Regions from separate parts of the Mus musculus genome. Here region 1 is linked to region 2. Evidence: chromatin loops called from intact Hi-C (ENCODE). Cell type or tissue: left cerebral cortex. All regions are shown on one strand. Links, peaks and the distances in the headings refer to the core of each region. The heading gives the core; the rest is flanking DNA.

Evidence for each region. Peaks named below come from ENCODE experiments on the same cell type or tissue, not always from the same donor. Only the 100,000 strongest peaks of a DNase experiment are listed, where the experiment ranks them.
Region 1: it touches region 2 in a loop (4-fold over the local background); 1 of 42 quality-filtered maps calls a loop at or near these places.

What each region holds. Positions count from the first base shown.
Region 1 is chr4:116,593,912-116,601,674 of GRCm38, reverse strand. Ccdc17 (coiled-coil domain containing 17) reads right to left here and starts at 4,945. Exons shown (of 13, transcript NM_001037916.3): 1 at 4,718-4,945; 2 at 4,574-4,642; 3 at 4,307-4,412; 4 at 4,075-4,237; 5 at 3,912-3,995; 6 at 3,714-3,832; 7 at 3,388-3,501; 8 at 3,048-3,175; 9 at 2,850-2,944; 10 at 2,511-2,714; 11 at 2,185-2,386; 12 at 2,008-2,118; 13 at 1,409-1,788. The coding sequence starts at 4,888. The coding sequence ends at 1,657. It overlaps C530005A16Rik (RIKEN cDNA C530005A16 gene), which reads left to right and starts at 4,045. Exons shown (of 3, transcript NR_029450.1): 1 at 4,045-5,833. Nasp (nuclear autoantigenic sperm protein (histone-binding)) reads left to right here. Exons shown (of 16, transcript NM_016777.3): 16 at 1-623. In left cerebral cortex, for the core only: CTCF peaks have their summits at 3,948 and 5,861 (motif pointing right); DNase peaks (open chromatin) are centred at 2,793, 4,016, 4,814 and 5,156; H3K4me3 peaks cover 2,233 bases; H3K27ac peaks cover 1,938 bases.
Region 2 is chr4:116,155,918-116,163,680 of GRCm38, reverse strand. It overlaps Pomgnt1 (protein O-linked mannose beta 1,2-N-acetylglucosaminyltransferase), which reads right to left. Exons shown (of 22, transcript NM_026651.2): 16 at 7,667-7,763; 17 at 7,460-7,585; 18 at 5,724-5,788; 19 at 5,485-5,529; 20 at 5,123-5,258; 21 at 4,589-4,698; 22 at 3,837-4,501. The coding sequence ends at 4,414. It overlaps Tspan1 (tetraspanin 1), which reads left to right. Exons shown (of 8, transcript NM_133681.4): 6 at 1-53; 7 at 291-374; 8 at 646-1,800. The coding sequence ends at 693. Among named protein-coding and RNA genes, the nearest start is that of Tspan1, 7.8 kb to the left of the region's middle. In left cerebral cortex, for the core only: a CTCF peak has its summit at 3,694 (motif pointing left); DNase peaks (open chromatin) are centred at 2,659, 3,467 and 3,618; H3K27ac peaks cover 2,731 bases.

The DNA of each region.
Region 1 (7,763 bases), core at 2,333-6,332, 440 kb before region 2:
ACATAATGTATTTTTTCACTTTTGGGGATTCTTTTTGTATAACTCCAATAAAGATTGTAGGCAACAGCTGAGGCTTTGATGGCTTTTTTTCTTAAATATTGGTGGAATGCTTTGGGGCACTCTACATTTCTTGTGTGTACATGTTTGTGTTTTGCTATTGCACAACCCACTTCCTGTCTAATGTGGAGGTGATCAAGTGTGGCTAGAAGCCCTTCATCTTCTACTGGTGCTATGTTCTATTTCCCAATACTTGGCTGAAATCAATTACTGTGTAAGCTTTCAGTGGTGCTGTCCTTGGATGGGGTCTGCTAAATAAGAACTGGTAGAAATCAGTTTGGTGCTGAAAATGGATGATGGAATATGACCCAGGTCTTGGTTTGTCCCTATCTGCTGTTCATCTGGTTTCCATTTAAGGCCATAATCCTATCCTGGGAAAACTGGTAGAAACCTGGGAAATTGTTCCTGAGGAAAACAGTTGTTAGACTCAGGCTCACACTGTAGTATAAGACACTGGGGGGAGAAAGTGTGTTATTTTCTGTATAGAAAGGTTACTATATGTCAATAAGTGGAATTGTTATATTGTCTGCAGTTTTGTCTATAAAAATAAATATGCTAATTTTAACAAAGCCCTTGTTCTGGAATTATATATGGAAGACTGAACAAGTACAAGAAGGTTCTTGGGCTGCTGGGAGTGCCTCGTGCAATATGGAGTTGAGTGGCAAACTGGTCCATCACTTCTTGGTGTCTAGTTGTGGGATGGTGGTCAGGGTTTTTTTGTTTTGGTTTGGTTTTGGTTTTTTTGGTTTGGTTTGGTTTCTCTGTATAGCTCTGGCTGTCCTGGAACTCACTCTGTAGACCAGGCTGGCCTTGAACTCAGAAATCCACCTGCCTCTGCCTCCCAAGTGCTGGGATTAAAGGCATGCGCCACCACTGCCCGGTGGTGGTCAGGATTTTAATGCCATTGGGCTAGAACAGGCAGGGTGCAGAGTCTGAGCTGCCTCATACTGACTTGTTAAATGCTACAAAGCCTGCTGACAGTCTAGTCCTGAGGATGGGAGCTGTACAGAATGATTTTCCATTTTTTTTCACAAATTTTTTTGCTCCGTCACTAAAAGCTTGGCTAAAGAGTGTCTGGCTCTTCTTGAGAACTTTGTATTATACTCCAAGTCCTCAAGTGTTTTTCCCCATTTTTCCATTCAGAACACTTTATATGCAGTAGTAGGCCATCTTTGCTGATTGGTCCAGGATACAATTCCAGTAGATGATCCTCTACTTAGCTGGAAAAGAATTGGGCTACCCTTTAATCTAAATCTGGAGTTCCCTCTATATTGGAAGCTTGATCCCGGATAGATTTCTGTCTACAATTCCTGAGAAAGCTGAATTCAGTGAAATTTGACAACACTGGTTTAGGTAAAGCCATTTTCAAAGTGTTGAATGCCAGCCAGTTTAACTAAATATTTGAAGACATTTACTCCTGGACCTGCTTTATAAAAGGAAAATAAATGCAGAAGAAATTCTAGTTGGCTAGTTTAAAGAAAAGTGGGTTTGGGTTAAGTTCTTTTTTGCCACACAGTATTTTAGGATCAAATGTAGTTGGCCACTGTTACAAGACCCCATTTAAAAAGCTGCAGGTCTAGAAGAAATTCAGTGTTTCAGTCAAAACTGGTGAGGACTCAAGTGCTCATTTTTATCCTTAACGCTGACAAAAGCCTCTTCTGTGGGAGGTGGGGGGTCAGCAAAGGCAGAACTGTGGGTGAAGAAGCTGGATTCCACAGATGAACTGGACACCTATAGAATATGAAAGATAGGGTTTTGTTTTTAAGCAAAACTTAAGACAAACGTTGGAGTTAAACTGAGGACAAAGTTTAATGAAAAGCAGGGCAAGTGTTCTTTTTCTGCCACATGGTATTTCATGGGTAGGTTTAAGGATTAATGTAGATACCTTAATTGGTATACACTATCTAATAGAAGCTGCTTAGCCTACAGGCTGACCAGAAGTGGACTCACCATTGGTGGGTACTGGTATTCATGGGCATTTGCTGGGTTGATCTCTGCCAATGTCTGGGCATCTGTATCTCTTGCATTTACCAGCCTCAGAAAGAGCTCAGCCTGGCCTGCCTAACAAAGGAAGTGGTACTCCATTGGAATCTGGGAGTATACCCAGTCTTTATCCTCTATACTTACCTGGGGAATCTCATTCCTCTGGGCAAGGCTGAGGCTGGTGTTAGGATAGACCCGAAGTGGGAGGCGCCAACGGCCCCTAAGCACCCTCAGATCTTGGTCAAATAGCAATAGTGAGGCCCAAGCCTTTGGTTGTGGTGCCCATGTAACTCCATGCCAGGCCTGTAGTTCACAGATCAAAGATACCAGTGGTGATGGAGGCAGCCTGTGAAACAAAATCACGTTCGAGTATTTAGCTGAAGTCCCTAGTTTGTTGTAGGGCTGCTCTTGGGCCCAGTGTACAGATCAGACCTAGTAAGGTGCAGCCTTTATGACCTATACCTACTAACCTGGGCACAGGCTGCTTGCTTGCTAGGATAGCACAGTTGCCCATAGGTCCAGGAGCTGAAGGTTGTGGCAAGCAAAGGGCTGGAGGTAATGCTGTGGTCCCTCCTGTATCTTGTCCATTCCGGGCCAAGCTGGTCATTAGCTGTACCCATATCCAAGAAGTGTCAAGGCCCCGCAGGAAGTCATAGAAAATGACAAGGCCAGCCCTGAAGAATACAAATCTATGTACACAGAGCCCCTAATTCCTCCACCCGGCCAGTACTTTAAGCCTGGATGGCGGTTGGTGGGTCTCCATAAATGTCAGCATTCAAAAATGCTGTGAAGGAGGGAGCAGGCCTCACCCAGGATCATAGGGTGCTGGACCTAGAACATCTGATGCAGGTAGGAGGAAGTGGAGATCCAGACCCATTTTTCTTGTCATGGTTCCATTAAGTATCTATTGTGGACAAAAGAGTTCAGTCCTACAGAACTGCAATCTGCCCATGATCCCCAAACTGCATGTCAAGCCAGCCATCAACCCCGAATGCTGTCTTTCTCACAGTCTTTGAAGTGCCATGGAAGTTCTGGGCTTTTGTGGAACTTGTAAGTTGTGGTATTGGGGGTGCAACCAGTGGAGGGAGGAGGGAGTTATCACACCTACTCAGGTGTCCGGGGAGATCCCTGGATCCTAGAAACAACAACAAAGTGGCTTGAGCTGGAGGAAGCAGCAAACTGAGTAAGTCAGAGGGAGTACAGGCTCATAAACCAAAGATACAAAGATAGCTGTATTGACAGAAACACGTTACAGACATGGACTTCATCCTCCCGACTTGGTCCCTTCACCCCTTCAGAGTTGGGTTCCCTGGGATTGTCTAGGGAGAGGCTGTATTTTTCACTGACCCCAGGGCGACAGACTCAGGACTTTCTGCTTCTGCAATGCCAGGATTTCTGCCTCCAGGAGCCTGTTTTCGGCTTCCACCGTTAGAACCTCCTCAGAGGCGGCACTTAGTTTTTCTGAGATGAATTAAAGTGATCTGTCAAGCATTATGTAGTAATCCAACTTTAAGGGTTTCTGCACAAGCCTGGATTTGTCATCTGGCAATGGGTTTTCCTTCCTTGGGCTTACGTGCCTCCCATTCTAGTGGTGCTCTCCCTCAAGCCCTTTTCTCCTTCCAACTCTAGGACCATCAGTGTAGAAACCCTCTATGATAGACCCTTTCGTTCACCCTTGCGGTTTTGCGACCGCTGCAATTCCAGGGCTGACGCTTCCACTTGCAGCTGCAATATTTTGTCCAGAACTTCTGGGTCCCGGCCTCCACCGTGCACGTAGGCTTCACGTAGGATCCTAGCAAGAAGGCAGCAGAAAGCGATCTCCCAGACTGAACAGACTCCCGATCCTGTCCACCCAGGGCCGGGGTCCTCACCGGATCTCTGCAGCCAGCGTTTCCGGGTTGAACCGCAGGGGCAGGTAACAGAATTCCACTGCCCTATGGGTGTCCTGCAGTTTTCTGGCGCAAGCAGATGATGTCACTGACCCGAGCCCAAGGCCCCGCCCGCACTCCTACCAAAGCTGGGCCGGCAACTCACCGAGGCTGAAGCTGGAGCGCCTGGAAATGCGCACCTAGCGTTTGCAGTGCTCCCCGGGTCCGGTTGGCCTCTTCCTTGAGTTCTCTGAGCTCGCGCTCCAAGTCGAATGGGCGGGGTAATCCTCCCTTGGGTCCCGCCACGCTGTGGAGGCGCCGTTTTAATTCTGAGGGACAAATGGGCAGAGTCAGGGTGAGTCCGAGCACAGCGACAGGGCCGAGTCCTTACCTCTCACCTTCGCCGCGACGCTCCAGCGCCCGGCTCTGTGCTTCTGTTTCTGCCATGCGTCTGGCGCGGGTTCCCTGCAAGACTCGCAGCCTCTCCCCAGGGCTCCCTGCAGTCTGGGAAGTGAGACCCTCAGTCGCTCGGGGACCTATTTTCTGTAGGGACAGCAACTGCACCTGCAAATAACTCGGACCCGCTATTTCTGTACTGGGTGATTTCCAGCATGTAAATCTCTACACATGTAAAGTTGAAGTTTGTAGTCATGATTGGTGTGTACCTCCTCTGTCAGCCTCTTTAGAGCAGATGTGCTGGCTTCCTGATCACGGCTCTTTTCTTGTGCCATGATCTGGTGGCGGGGAGGCAAAAAACGTAAGAATAATGATTGATGGAAAACCTACCCCTGGCCACTGGCGGCCCTTACCTTGGTGCCTCGTTTGATCGCGACTGAAGGCTGTGATTTAAGTGTTACCTCCGGAGTCAGCCGGCCAATGCAGAATCGTTTGGTGTGTGTGGCCAACAGAGCCCAGGAGCGGAAAACCATATCACAGGATTCACAGGATAAAAGTCCTGATTCCCCTGAGTAATCGGCCATGGAATGGAATCTCTTATAGACACCAGCGTCCTACAGAGGATGTGACAAAAGAGAAAAGGCGGACTGGACAGAAAAGAGAGAAAAGGGACAAAGAATAGACCAAGTCTGCTAAATCGCCAGGTCCTTCAAATGTATGTTTATGTTTGGGGAGGTGCCCTAGCTCCCTGGGCAGCGAGTACAGGCTTAGGCAGGCCTGGGCAATGTGCCTGGCCACCTTTGGGTGGGGCCCAGGTGTGAAAATGTCAGTTTGTTCCACCAATTACAGTGAGTTTGGCCAAGTATTTAATTAACTGCGGCTTTGACTTCATTGCCTATTTAGCCTCTGATAGGCAACTGTCATCTGTACCACAGCTGTTCTCTAAAATGGACAGATTTCAAGCTAGAATTCTCCACTGTAGGGAACATTTCCGCACAAGGTAAACCTCATATTAGCAGTATGTCTTTGCATAAACCCATCTTTTACAGAATTAACACACCACACAATGGAATAGTCTTTCTAATTCCCATTCTGGGACAGGAATGATCTGAACCTTTCCAGTAATGAGAACTGGGAGACCCGTTGGGGAGAATACAATTTGTCAGATGGATACTACTTGTGAGTTAAACGAGCTCTTTCTGCTGGTCAAGTTATCGTCACCTTTACACAGATCTGTAAAAGCAACGTTCATCCTCATCTCCTAGGCGAATCTATGCCTAAAATGTTTTCAGGCTCTGAGACTATTGAATAAACTCACTCTAGCTCTTCCTCAAAGCTGGCTGACTCAACTCAGCTGTTCTGTCTCAAAGTCCTCTCTGAACTGGTTCAAACCGGCTTCTCTTAGCTTCTCATTGAAGTGCTCTACTTGGTGAAGCTGCCTCTAAACTACACTCAACTGAACTAACTCCAAGATGGATTTTCCCTGCACTGCTCTTTTTTTTTTTTTTTTTAAGATTTATTTATTATATGTAAGTACACGGTAGCTGTCTTCAGACACACCAGAAGAGGGCGTCACGGATGGTTGTGAGCCACCATGTGGTTGCTGGGACTTGAACACTGGACCTTTGGAAGAGCAGTCGGGTACTCTTACCCACTGAGCCATCTCACCAGCCCCCCTGCACTGCTCTTAAGTAGCATTTCTTTCCTGAGTTGGGCTTTGCCCATCTGTGGAGAGCTTTGTGGGGCCACTTGGCTGGGATTTGACATTAGGCCAGGACAAGGAAGTAAGCTCAGGCAGGAATCTAATTTGGCTAGAACAAAGTAGTAGGCTTAAGGCAAGAATTTTACTTTGGGCTAGGACAGGGAAGTAGGCTCAGATATCTTGGTCATCCTGATAAGCACTTAGAAACAGTGAGCTTGGGAGTTTTATTGTCTTGCTTATTCTCCAGCCTAGAACTGATCTTATTATTTGCATGTAATTAAAATGATATAAAAGCAAATTGGGGGAAAAAAAATAAACCTACTTCAGCCTCAGACCTTGCTGAGTTCATACTACAATGAAAATTGCCTTTTTTCTTTTTAATCCTCGCTCCTGAGCTGATCTCTCTGACTCATTTGGTCAGATATTTCTGATTCATCACACTAAGGGCATGTCTGTATCCAGCGAGGTCATACAGACATCTATCTTTTGGATGTGATCCTTTTCAAGAGCAAACATGTTCCCTGATTAAAATTCGTCTACACAGATCCATGCACCTCATTTCTGAAGCAGCCTTTCCTCAGTAAGACAGAGCTGTTAAGGTAGTTCTCTCCAAACATCCAAAGAGGAGCAAGTTACACGATGTTTATGTGCTCTGAAACATTATATAAAAGGCGAGCATTCTCTCCACTGCCTTAATAAACTGTTACTTCATAGATTTAAAAGATGCTTTTTCTTTTTTAGTGTATGGGTATTTTGCCTGCACGTATACCAACGCATTCAGTTCCCAATGAGGTTAGAATTGGGGTGGCTTAGGTTATGATTGCTAGTTGCATTTTGAACCGTAGCCAACTGAAAGAGCAGCTAGTTGAGTGCTCCATGGGGCCATCCTTCCAATTCCAGCAGATTTAGAAAAATGGGCTACATGAGCATTATACTGAAAGTGTTACCTTTTGTGGTGGTTTCAGGTAGTAAATCGAGGGCCTTGGCCATGCAATGCAAGTAAATGTTCTGCCAATGAACTATGACCTCCAGCTGCCAATTTCCTTAACATATCTTAACATTTAGCCTGTGCATGTATTTGTGTTAGCACAGGTAGGCCAGGTAAAGTATCATGTCAAGGGAGTCATTTGTCTACTTTCATCATGTGGATCCCAAGAATCAAACCGAAATCCTCAAACTTGGTGACATAAACTTAAGTTCACTGAGCCATCTTGGTGGCCCTAAAATGTGGAACCACAACCATAAAAACTGCAAAAGCCACAAGCGCTCCTAACCCACTAAGCCATCTCTCCAGCTCTTCATTCATTTTGTATGTATATGTGCATATCAAGTTCACATATACAACTCGGAGAACAAATTGTGGAAACCATTTCTCAACTTCCATCACCATGTGTTTCTAGGTATGGAAGATGTAAACACTTAGTGGGCAAGTGCTAACCCTACACGGAGTCATTCTCATTCCTCCATCTCCACTGTCGTCTTACTTCATTCAATCACCCCCATGCACCCATTTAATTAAGTAGGAAGCACTTGTCAGGCCTTCTTTAAAATATTCATATTGGTGGCTGGACACTTGGCTCAGCAGCAGTTCAGAGCTGTTCTTCCAGAGGAGCAGAAGTCCCCCTTTGGCCTCCTCTGGCAATCAGTGCAGCATGGCATTCAGAGACACACACATAGGCAAAACACCTACACATAAAACACAACCAACTGAGGTGGGGGGAGGCCTCCAAACCCAGGTATATTGATAAATCCTGGGC
Region 2 (7,763 bases), core at 1,863-5,862:
ACCATACAGTTGAACCATGCACCGAGGAGAAGGCCAAAAGTATGAAAGTACAGGTATGTGCTGGCATGGAATTGTCTTGTTTGAGACAGGGTTTGTCTGTGTAGCTCTGGCTGTCCTGGAACTTGTTATGTAGACCAAGCTGGGCTTGAACTAACAGAGATCTGCCTGCCTCTGCCTCCTGTGTGCTACCACTACCCAGCACCAGTTTGATTGCTTTAATGGCTTTACAGTAAGTAGTAAGTGTGCTGGAGGTAGGGCATTGCCAGCTATAAATACTTTCTTTCTCCAAGGGTTGTTTCAAAGAGATTCTGCATAGAATCAGAGCCAATGCAGTCACTGTGGGTGGTGTGGCAGTTGGAGTTGCGGCCCTAGAGGTAAGTCAGTATGAAGACTGGAACTGGGGTGTCTATCAGTTTCCACCAGACCTGTACAGATTAGCTCATCTCTGAGGCTTCTCTAGAGGAAAAAGAACTCTATAGTGTTTTCATTTCTGGAGCTGAGGACTCAACTCAGGGGCCTATGGGTACCACGCATGTCTATCATTGAGAAAACAGTGCTTTGTGTAGGCTGCTCAGGGCAGACAAGAAATCAGTCCTTGAGGATCTCAATTATGTCCTTCCATGTCTCCCTGCTCCTCCCCATCAGCTGGCTGCCATGGTTGTATCCATGTATCTATACTGCAATCTGAAATAAGACTACTACTTCCTCCTGACTTGCTGCCGTCACATGGAAACCAGGAAGAGGCACTTGGCACAGCTAAGCAGCAGCAATGGGTGGAGATGAAATGTCATTTGGGCTGGAATGGATTTGCCTTTGCTGCTCAGGGACTTTGGGCTAAATAGGGACCACCTCGTGGGCTTTGTCTGCCTTGTTCTTCCACTGGTGGGGTGAGGGGGGCATCGGTCCCAGTCTCAGAGGCAGCCAAGTCTGCCCATTTCCTGAGACTCTTGATGATCCTAGCACTCCACTAGTGGATGAAGGCACTTACAGCCTGGGCATTTTCTAACACTGTAAAGTCATTGAAGGAATGTATAGAAGGCATTTTGGAACCTATAAACCAATGAAAATATTTCTAATTGACCTGTATATGCTTGGAGAGATGGGTCCTGATTGCCTAAGTTGCACTGACTTCTGTGAAGCTGGAGACTCAGCAGGGTGGGAGGGAAGGGACGTAGGTATCTGGTTCCAGCCTGGGAGGGAGAGTAAAAGTGTCCAAGAGTACACTGAGGAAGGGAGAGCTGCATTGGTCTGCGTTTATGTACCAGGAGGGCTTTGCGGTGAAAGTTCTCCCTCCTGGTGAAGGGCACTAGACTGGAAAGCTATGAAAATAACAAGCTTGTGCCAAGTCAGGGCTGTGTGGGTGGAGTCACTAGTTGGAGCCCTCCAGGAACTTAGATAAGTACGTCTAAGCTATATGCCCTACTTTGGGGAATCTCAAAATCATTTATTCTTGGCCTATCCATTGCTCTAAAGATCTGTATACTTTGGGGGGTGTATATATTTTATTGGGGGGCAGCAAAGGGGGACACAAGTTCTTCAGCAATTCCAGACTTGTGCCCTAAGGGCAGATGGACACATCGGGTATGTTTCCATCATCTTCATCAGGAACTGGGCAGCTGAAGAGTGTGGCCTGCTTGATCTTGGTGGCACAGTTAATGCAGGGGCTGAGAGCATAATTATAGCACTATGGCCACCGTTGGCACTGGCTCTTTCACCCAAGCATTCTTTTTCCTTTGTTTCTGAAAAAGGGGTCCTCTACCTCCTGAATGCTGGGATTAAAGCTGTGCACCATTACACCTGGCCAAGATCTCACTTCTTTGTTGTTTTTGCTTAGATGGAGGGGTCTCATACAGCCCAGGCTGGCTTTGAACTTTCTTTTTTTTTTCTTTTGGTTTTTCAAGATAGAGTTTCTCTGTGTAGTCCTGGCTGTCCTGGAACTCACTCTGTAGACCAGGCTGGCCTCGAACTCAGAAATCCGCCTGCCTCTGCCTCCCAAGTGCTGGGATTAAAGGCATGCGCCACCACGCCCGGCACAGCTTTGAACTTTCTATGTAGCTGAGAATGACACTGAATTCCTGCCTCGGTCTCCTAAGTGCTGGGTTTAGAGATATGTATCCATCACCATGCCTGGTTTTAGGAGGTATTGTGGATCACACCCGACTTCATGTGTGCTAGGCAAACACACCACTATAATACATTCCTAGTCTTTACCCAGTCCTTAGCTGCCAGATGGGCTCCTGTAACTGGGTGGACCTTGCTTGACACAGTAACAGTCCAACCTGAAGAAACTGAACTGAATGTCTCTGAAAAAAAATCTAAATGTCTTTTTTAAAAAATGCAATACTTTGGTGGCACATGTCTTTAACCGCAGCACCTGGGAGGCAGGAGCAGGCTGATCTCTGAGTCTGAGGCTAGCCCGGTCTACATAGTGAGGTCCAAGATAGCCAAGTCCACTCAGGGAAACCCCGTCTCAGAAAAAAAGCCCCCCCAAAAAACAAAAATTGAATGCCTCTGAACTTCAAGTGGCAGCATCAAGGGAAATGCTGTTGCTGCAGGACAGTGGCTGCCACCAGGCAAAGCCGATTTGACTATCTTCCCTCCTCCCTTCCCTTTGACAGTCCCGCCCCCCATCTGTCTCTATGGGCTTTTCCAGAGCAGCCCACAGCTATCACCCACCCACTTGTTGGGCCCAAAAAAGAACAGACTTGGCCAGAGCCACACAGCTTCTGTGAAGCCTGACCAAGAATCTACTAGGATTCTAGATAGAGAACTAGTTGGCCTTCACCCTTTGCCAGCAAACTGCATCTCCCACACAAACTCTATTCCTCCCACAAGTGCCTGTGTGGAAGCAGGAGGAGGAAGGGGATTTGTTTGTCCAGGGAGGGCTGCCACTTCATCACGGTCTAATTGCTTCTCCTGTGCCTACTTTGCCACCTGAAACACTAGCTCTACTGAACACTGAAGGGGGTCAGGGTGGTGACCAATGTCAAAGCCATATTGCACGATACTACTGCTGAGCTCTAGGCACCAGTAAGGGGCACCAGGACAGCAAAGGTAAAGGGCAGGAATTCCAGTAAGTTCCCGTCCTTGGCAAGAGTTATACCCTTTCTTACAGTCTGATCTACTCAGGTCCTGATCTTAATCTTCAGAGCCTTAAAGGTCATATTCCCCTGCCTTGGGCTATCTGACTCCCAAACGACTATATTGTCTGGTTTTTGGTGATTAACTCAGACTTTCCTAGGCTCCTTTGAGTTACTAGCCTCTGATGAAAACCATGGACCTTTTATGCAGAAAAAACATCCCTATATGGAATTCTGCACACAACCAATTCAGGCCACAGAAAGCCTTGCTCCTGTATCTGCCTGCCCAGTATCTTCTCTCAAAATCATCTCCCACACTGCTGTGGCTGCCACTGTTTCTGATCCAGTCACTTCCTGTCTCCACTATGGTTACGTCCAGAGCATTGCCTCAACCACCCCCATCTGTCCTTTTTGGTTTCTCTTACCTACTCCGTTTCTGGGGACAGGTGCTGGGCTCAGACACAAAGGATGGAACTAGCAGGGTGGTAGAATAGCGAGGAAGGGGTGTGAGATGGCTGCCAAGTAGGCAAGGCATATAAGTCAGCTGGTACCAGGGTGGAACCCTTCTGAAACAAAAGACTTGAAGCTTGAGACTTGGGCATCCCCTGGTGGCCAAATGGCTTCACACAGAAGATAAACTATGGCAGATAAAACAAAAAACCAAAAACCCCAAACACCTCACCATTTATCCAGTAATGGTTTCTCCCTCACCACCACGCCATACTCCCCACAAAACTATTACAAAATACACCCCCAGAGGTTTTCTTCTTTTTTAATCAATGACCATCTTTATCCAGTTTTGGAAATCTGGACAAAGAGAAGGCTAAGAGGAGACCTGGTCCAGTGTCTAAAGGTCTCTGTGTGAGTCTGTCAGCACATGGACCCCATATGGGCCTGTCCATCAGTTGGGCACAACAGTTTTCCTGAGTATGAGCCAGTCCCACCCTCAGGGCAGCATCCTGGTCCAGAGAGGAATAAAGGCCCCGGGTTGGGCCTATTCCCAAGGCCCCCAGGACAGTCAATAAATAGGTTCTGAGCCAGGCCTGGGAGGACAGGGTATGAAAAGAGTGGATCAGCTACCCAGGGATCCCAAAGAGGTCCTGGGAACTCTCCTGCTCTTCTTTGACAAGGAAGTAAATAAATAGACCTTAAACTCAGGAATAGGGGTGTTGGGGCAGGGGATCCTTCCCCTTGGAGTTAGTAATTAAATTCCATGTTAAAAACAAACCAGCCCTACCCCTACCAGCATCTACTAAATCCTACAGGGTAGGGCAACGGGCTAGCCTGTCTGGGGGTACACAGTACCCAGCCCTGCAGAGTCCTGGAGGAGGCTTCACGTTTGTTCAGCAGCCCCTGGGGCTCCTTCTTCCTTTGGGGGTGGCTCCAGGAAAATAGGGGTGACTGATGGTGGCTTCTTCACTCTGAAACATAACAGATGAACGGTACAGAGGAGAGGACATGCTTCAGACCCAGAAGGCCATTTCCTAGGGCAGAACGGGGTGACTCACGAGTAAGGGGAGGCTGGGACCCCCACCACCAAAAAGTGGTTCTTCTTCCGAAATAATCTCCACAGGCCCCGGTGGTTGCCACGAACATCCAGGTCCCAAATATGGAGGCACTAGCAGGGATAGAGTAGGAGAAAGAGATGGTCAAGAAGCCGTGGAGATGATTCTCTGAAGGCCTTGCGGAGCCTCACCCTTCAAGAGGAAGCATTATCTGGAGTACGGATTTGAGCAAGGGCTTAAAAGAGAGGTTCTCTTCTTTGTTTTTTTGAGACAGGGTTTTTCTGTGTAATCATAGGCTATTCTGGAACTCACTCTGTAGACCAAGGCTGGCCCTTGAATCAGAGATCTGCCTGCCTCTGCCTCCCGAGTGCTGCATGAAAGGCCCGCACTATACCTGGCCAGGAAGTGAGATGAGAGAAGTAAGAGTGTAGGAGAAGGTTCTGAGGTTGAAAGCTCTCTAACAAAGACTCTTGCTAGCATAGCAGGGGCAGCGCATGTTGATGCGGGCGCTACTGAGGGAGGTGCAGCCTGAGGCACCTTGGCAAGCTGAGTCCAGGTGGCGAAGTCATCATCTGTCTCCATTCGGATAAACGCCACATAGGTGTGGCCCTCCGTGTCTGGCAGGAAGGAGTCTTCACAAGGGTCCTTGCTGTGGTCCAAAACCTCGGCCTCACTGCATTGGGGTAAAAAAAAGTTAAGGCCGAAACAGGGCCTACTTCCTAGATGGGACACACAGGGCCCTGAACTTGAGTTAATGCTCCGCTGCTACCTTCTTTCAGTTCTTAATGTCTGTACCAGAGCACACTGGTTTTTATTTTCTATAGTGCCCATTAACGGTGTCACCAAGGAAGCTAGATTCCTTACTCCCTGCCAGGCATCCCAATTGCCCTAGGGCATACCTGAGCAGTCTGTGAATTTCCACTTCATAAGCTTCTTTCTTCAGACTGAAGGGGAGGGAGAAACATATCAGGAGAGTCCCTCAGGTCCATGGAAAGGAATGAGCAGGGCAAAGGGTCACACGGGGAAAAGGTACAGCAGGGCTGAGGTAAATTCCCAAGGCCCCAGACAGGAAAGGACTAGCAAGCACTGGCCATCAAGCCTTAGATACCCACCCCCTTAGCCTGCTGCCAGTCTCTACCTGTCTACATTCCTGAGCTGGACACCTGGAACTGTGTTGAACTTGTGCTTCTTGAAGTAGGCCTCCTGAAACAGGAATGAGGACAGAAGGCCAGGACTTCTTGGTGTGGCCCACACTTGCTCACTGACCTACTGAAGATCTACAAGACCCAGGGCCCTCCGAGTTGCTGTCTTTGGCAAGCTCTTACTACCTTTAATTTGGTCTGGTCCCTTGGCTCAAGCTACTGACCCGTAAACTAGTCCTGTTCCCACTGGCTTTCCCCAGATTTGCTACAGAGACTTAGAAGTAAAGAGAGATGGAGGCAGGAGGATTAGAATTTCAAGACCAGTCTCAGGCTGAGCTACAAGAGACCTGAAAACACAAGGGGTAGGGGTGTGTGTATCAGAGGGGGAGGAAGGGAAGACTGAGAAAGAGACACCGGTCCGTTGGATGTAGCCAATTGCAAAGATGGGTTAGAAGGAAGGAAACTGCTGATTCAGGTTCCATGAATGGCGCGAGGAAGCACTTGTCCTTCCTTAGTAGATAAGAAATATGGTAAATATTGGTAAATAAGGATTTTATTAGCTTCTCTTGCTTTTAGGAGGTTCTAAATTAAATATATCCCTTTCAGCTGTACTGTTTCAAATGCACTTTTTTGTTTCTTTTTGTTTTTTTTGAGACAGGGTTTCCCTGTGTAGCCCCAACTGTCCTGGTACTCACTCTGTAGACCAGGCTGGTTTCAAACTCACAGAGACCCACCTGCCTCTGCCTCCCAAATATTGGATTAAAGGCTTGTACCACCACCGTCTAGCTTGATGCTGTTATAGAGGCCCCGAGTTCGGTTCTCAGCACCCAGATGGTGGTTGACAACCATCTGTAACTCCAGTTACAGGAGACTCAGTGTCCTCTCCTAGATTCCTTAGCCATCAGACACAAACACGATACATGTATACACATGCAAGCAAAACACTCATATGTATAAAATAAATCATTTAAAAACATATTCAGGGGATGGAGAGATGACTCAGTGGTTGAGATCACTTGATATTTTTGCACAAGATCAGAGTTCTAGTACCCAGCACCTATATGGTGGCTCACAAGCATGTAACTCCAGTTCCAGGGACATCTGATGCTCTCTTCTGACTTCCTCAGGCCCAGGCACACACACAGTGCACAGTCATAGACAAAAAATGAAAAATAAATCTAAATTTTTTGTTTGTTTGTTTTTCAAGACTGGAAGTCCAGGATAGCGTTGAACAGCCTACCTTTGCCTTCCAAGTGCTGGGAAGAAAGGTGTTTTAATTTTTATTACCACCACCCCTAAATTTTTTGGTTTGTTTTAATTTCAGATCAAACCTTATAATGAGAGAAGTAGTTCAAGAGTTCTGAGTTTTTGCTGTTACTTTTTTGTTAGTCTGTATACTCAAACTCAGTCACCTTCCTGGCTCTGCCTCCTAAGGACTGGGATTAGGCCCAGCTGGCTTTGCTGTTGCTGGTTTTGTTTTCTGAGACAGGGCCTCAGAGTAATGCTCTTCCTGTCTCAGCTCCTCCTCCTGCTGGAATCACAAGGAGGTGATTTGCTGGGCCCTTGGCAGGCAGCATTTTTAATCCTCATTTTACAGATAGAGAAACTGGCAGAAACAGAACAATAACCTCCCTAAACTGACATGGCTAGTATGTACCAAAGCTAGGCTCCAGCATCCATGTCCTTGACAACTAAGCCATATAGCATCCTACATCCTAATTCCCCCGCTCACATGAAAGTAGCCGTTCATGTTGAGGCCGACGATGCCAAAGTGGTAGGATCGGGAAACATCCGGGATGATACACTCTCGGCCCCGGCGCTGTTCCGGCATCCGCATCCACATGTCCCAATCCCACAGCTGTGGTCACAGGACATTATGAAGGCTACAAGTCTGGAATTAACAGGGATTCCAGCCCATTCACCCTTCCCTGCTGGGTACCTTTTCTGGTGTGGGCCACTTGGGCTCAAGCTCCTCCTTGTATAAAGATTTCCTGAGCACCCATCCTAGCCCAGGCATGGTCTCCACACGGTACAGT